Linked DNA regions of Mus musculus: region 1 is linked to region 2. Evidence: chromatin loops called from intact Hi-C (ENCODE). Cell type or tissue: heart. All regions are shown on one strand.

Region 1 (2,500 bases), 71 kb after region 2:
CCCCACCCCCACCCTCGCCCCCCAGGGCCAGGGCTTAGCTGGCTGCTTGTCATATTAGGGCAACTTCTTGGAATCCAAAAGAGTTCCTTCCTAAGGACCAAGGGAATTCATAAAGCAACCCTGCCCCCCACCCGACCATGCCCACGATTCTTTCAGGCACTGAGTACTTGGCCTTTCTTAGTATTTAATGGTGGTAGCCCATAAGCTGGAATATTCTACAAGGTCTTCACTTTCAGAATACATCCAAGCTTGGTACCTTGTCTGAATGTCAGGACTTTCAAGAGCTGAAGCACTCCATGAACAAGGACCCAGAAAGGGAGCATTTAAAGAGAGTAGGGTTGTGTTTCCTGGGGAAGCACAGACTAAAGGTCTTAATTGATATTCTCTCTCTCTCTCTCTCCCTCTCCCTCTCCCTCCCCCCCCCCTCTGCATCTGTCTATCTCTATCTCTTTCTTTCCCTCTCCCTCTCCTTTTCCCTCCCCCTCTCCCTCTCTGTCACTCTCCTTTTCTCCCTCTCCCTCTTCTTTTCTTCTTTCCTCTCTTCTTCTCTCTCTCCCTGTCTCCCCCTTCCTCTCTTCTCCCCCCCCCATCTCTCCCTTCTCTGTTTGTATTTGAATGCACCACAGTGCACAACCCCTGGTGTCAGTCCTTCTATCTTGTCTGAGACAGTGTCTGTTTGTTCAGTGGAGTGTACCTCAGGCTATCTCAGAAACTTCCATTCTTTTTCCCACCTACTTGTAGGGGTACAGTACAGGTGGGTTTGTAGACCTGTGGTTTTACTTCCGTCCTGGGGTCATCAGGCTTGTGAGACAAACCTTTTATACACTTAGCCATCTCCCCAGCCCCCTGGACTCCTTAACGCCTTATGAGTAAAATGCTTCTAAGTCATAGAACGGAAATGAGCTGTGTCCCATCAGGGATAGATGGAGCACGTGTGTCCACACGACAGCAGGAAGGTGTTAAACTGAATGTGAGATGTTCTTGACAGCTGGGGATGTGTCCTGGAGAACACATTGCCAGTGTGGCCTGTGGAGCCCCTTTCTGAAGGGAAGGGTGGGTGGCATGGAGTCAGGATGTTTCCACATACTTCCTCTGGCCAGTGCTAGTAGTCACATGGGTTCCCACTCACGATCCAAGACACTATCTCATTTTATTTCATCCTCTGAAGATTGGCACAGAAGACCTGTGCCAATGGGAGGGGCACATGATGGACAGCTGGGAACTGGCTGGTTTCTAAGGGAAAGCATCTTATTTCAAAGAATGTCAATGTCAATACCACCACACCCCCAGGATGAATCCTGCTTCTTTTTGTATCTTGCACTGGGTTCCCAGGTTTATGGTGGTCTTTAGTCTATGGAAGGCAGTGTGTGGCATGGCATCAGTAGCTTGACTGAGCTCTTGCTATATCCCTGTTCCCATGCAAAGTGCTCTACAGGGCTTAGCCTTACAACCTCATGCAGTAATACCATTATTATACCCAGTATACAGATGGAAAGACTAAGGCTTTCCAAGACTTAGAGCCTCCAGCCAGGATTCCACCACAGGTGACAAGGAGCCAGCAAGTTTACTCAGTCCCATCTGTGTCCAGAGCCTACTTCCATCACTCGGTAGCAGTGGACCTGGAAGCATGACCTCATATCTCTGAGCTTCAGAGGGAAAATGGGCTTGATGCGGATGGGGGCACATAGCTAATTCCAGCACTGGAGAGCATCGGGCAGGACGATCATGAGTTCAGGGCCAACCTGAGCTACTTAGCAGGGTGGAAGGGGAAAGAGAGATAGAGACAGAGAGAGAGACAGAGAGGATGAGGGAAAGAGAAAGGTGATATTCCTGGGTGCACAGGGATGGGTACGAACCACAGCTAAGGGTAAAGCCGTGGTGTGGTGTCTGTCATCTGTATCTGCTCAGTTTGATCATCCTTATCCTCTGCTTTTTTGGTTCCCTTCCTTGTGCATTTCCAGGTCTGTTTTTCCTTCGCGGTTCCTGGTTCTAATCAGGCCTCTGTCATGACAGGCAGCGATGTTTTGCAGCTCTGGCATCTCTCTGACTGATGTCCCTGCTAATTCCTTAAATTTACATATCATCTTTCTTCCCTGGAGTTCATAGCACTTAACAGACAAGTGGGGCACAAATGATTTAACTGAGTGAAATCCAGAGGCCTGCTTGTCTGGAGACTCTGCAAACCCGTGGATTAGCTCAGATGTCAGCGCTGAATTATGATCCTTCAGCTGCTCGTGCTTAGCACGCCACCAGCATTAACTCGATTCCTGCCGCGGCCCTGTAAATCATGCATAGTGATTACCAGCCTACTGTGAGAGAAGGGAGGAGAGAAGAAAGGAGAAAGACGCAGGCTCTGGAGACTGCACCAGTTGTCTGGGGACCCTTTGGCCTGGTTGAATTCTAATGACAGGGTCGGGAGATAAGATAGACCCAGATGAAAATCCTTGCAGCCCGCCATCTCACACCCCAGACACATTTGGCTTTCCCGGTTGTAACCGTT
Region 2 (2,500 bases):
GAAGATTCCCGTGTTAGCCTGGGCGAGAGGCAGGAAGCCAGGGTGGGATTGCAGCACCCAGGGCGGGGAGAGGCGGGAAGCAGCCAGGCAGCCTAAGCCGCAGGAATTCGCGCAACTCTCACAGCCTGCGGGAGCACAGTGCAGCTAGCGCCCGCCTAAGCGCACAAACAGGTGAAGAGCACGCCGTGCGGGCATCCACGTGGCCGAGACGTGGGCGCCCCCCAGCGCTCTCACCCCCATCCCCCAGCGCCGTCCCTACCGCCGCATCGATTTGTTTGGGCTACGCAGCAGAAACAGAGCTGAGCAATCCATAAACATTCTATTAGGCAAAAATATTCCCAGCAAAAGCAGAACCGAGGCTAAAGCCTCTGCTAAGTTGGCCGCCTAGGATTCCTCCAGGCCGGTCACCCTCCTCCTCCTCCAGACTAAGGACACCCCTGGATAGAAGCCTGCGGCATTTCCCTGACGCTTCCCGTTGCCAGAAAGTTAGCTCGTGGCTGCGGCTTGTCCTCCAGATCAGCCACTGCAGTCGCCTGCAGGCAGATTGTGCCTCCCGCCCCCTCCCCCCTTCCTCGCTGCCCATGCCCACGTGGGGAAAAAAATTGTTCACGACCAATGCTTCAGTTTCCCTGATTGATTTCTTTTTAATATCAACACAAGTTAATGGAGGCGAGGCAAGCTGTGATTAAACGGCTGCCCCCACCCCTCGCCTCGGGCCGCCTGCGCCCCTAGTGTGTCCCACCAGTTCCCCAAGTAGCATCAGCGTGGAGGACACGAGTGGACCGATTGTCCTAAGGTGGGTGTTGCGTGTGTGAGGAAGCGTGGAACGGATTGGGCGACACTCTGAGAATCTCCTGGGGTTGGGGGCACTGGAATCAGCTTTCCAGATCTAAGTAGCAGATACTCCCATCTGTGCCGCAGCTTCTGCGGCTCTGGTTGAATTTCTGCTGTAAGGGAAGGGACTGAACGCTCCAGTTTATTGGCGTGGACTCCCTGCTTGGCTCTCTCTACCTCCCTTCTTTTCAGTTTCTGACAGAGAGGAGAGCCCCCTGGCGCTAGCCGTTCCCCTACAGCGAGCCACAGAACTGCTCTGCTAGAGTGGATCCGCAAGGGTTTGCTTTCTACCCTGGAAGTCACTCTCTCCTTGCTGCGGGTTCTTCAGAAGGTGGCAACTCCCAGGCTTAATGTCTCCCCCCGCCCCAACCCCCAACCCCTCAGTCCCCTGAGACCCATGGCTCAGAGCCAGAAAGAAGCCAGACCCTAAACCACCTATCTCCGCCTTCCTTCTTACTCCAGGAGCGCTTTGATCTGTGGTGGTCTTAAACCCCATTGCCATGGACATGGGCTGACTCAACCTTCAATTCAACCTTCAGTCTGAGCTAGGTGATCAGATAAAAGGTGCAAATGGGCTGTGGGAGACAGGACCCCGGGTTCAAACAAATCCTCTAACAGAAGCAGTGGTAGTCCAAGTGCTTGATACCCCCAAACGACCCGTGGCCATGGATGGGTATAATCATTTACAAGTAAAACAGTAAACTCCAGGATTCTGAATAGCCTACTTAGAGCTCTGGGGACCTGTCTCCTGCCCTCATTAAGTAAGTGCCCAGTCACCTTTTCCCCAGAAGCAAGCACTGGAGGTGGTGAGGCTGTTTTTTTGCCAACTGAGTACGAAGTATAAAACAGGGGAGAGCGCCCCATAGGGCTTCACGGCAGGTCCCTACTTGTCCAGGATTCACCAGGTAGAATAGCAAATGTCCAGCAGCACCTCCAGCGCGAGTTTTTAACATCATCCCGTTGGAGTCCTCAGAGCACTCAACTGGCAAAGTGTGAGATTGAAAAGCTGCAGGGACTGGAGGCTGGGCTCTCCAGACAGGACCCCCGCTGTCTACCAAATGGCTCCAGCCCCCTGCTGTTCAATGGATAGTGGGCATTCTTCTTCAGGTTCTGTCTTCTAGGTATAAGAATAGTGAGGAGCAGGACCACCACTTCTTATGCAATGGGGCATATATGCAAGCAACAGTTATTGGGCAGGAGGAGATGGGGGCGGGGGCGGGGGGCGGACGCTGAAGTTCCCAGGTCTTCTGTATCTCATTCAACTCTTCATTAGAGCATTCAAAAGAAAGAACTGACTTGAGTGAACCAAGTGTGGGGCATTCTGAGCTGACAAAATTCAAGAGCCAGGCTCCGCAGATAGTTTTCAGAACCTGTTCCCCAAAGATCCAGTTTGCAAAGATCTTAAGGTGAGATTTTTCCTTTGTGGAAAACACAAAGCATGCTAAGTAAAATGGAGGGGGGCATTGTCCCCTGATTGTGCCTTTTCCAGCCAGCAGATCAGACCAAACCAAATTGGAAGCCCTTGTGCTAAATGCTAGCCACGTTTATCCAACTCAACGCTGAGCTAGGCCAATTTAAATATAACAAAACAGCAGAGTCACAGCAACCAATAGGAAGGAGGCCAAATCAGTTAGATTTGAAGCCCCTCTCTGCCTTAACCAGGTGA

What was found. Hi-C counts contacts between places; a loop is a spot of excess contacts. Peaks named below come from ENCODE experiments on the same cell type or tissue, not always from the same donor. Only the 100,000 strongest peaks of a DNase experiment are listed, where the experiment ranks them.
Region 1: a loop joins it to region 2, with 2.9 times the contacts of the local background. A loop is called at or near these places in 4 of 42 quality-filtered maps.

The regions. Positions count from the first base shown.
Region 1 is chr1:62,778,035-62,780,534 of GRCm38, forward strand. The region is part of intron 12 of Nrp2 (neuropilin 2); the gene reads left to right. Among named protein-coding and RNA genes, the nearest start is that of 4930487H11Rik, 15 kb to the right of the region's middle. In heart, no CTCF peak of the experiment used is centred here; no DNase peak of the experiment used is centred here; H3K27ac peaks cover 1,752 bases.
Region 2 is chr1:62,706,748-62,709,247 of GRCm38, forward strand. The region is part of intron 1 of Nrp2 (neuropilin 2); the gene reads left to right. Among named protein-coding and RNA genes, the nearest start is that of Nrp2, 4.7 kb to the left of the region's middle. In heart, a CTCF peak has its summit at 1,046; DNase peaks (open chromatin) are centred at 474, 754 and 964; H3K4me3 peaks cover 2,108 bases; H3K27ac peaks cover 1,074 bases; H3K27me3 peaks cover 855 bases.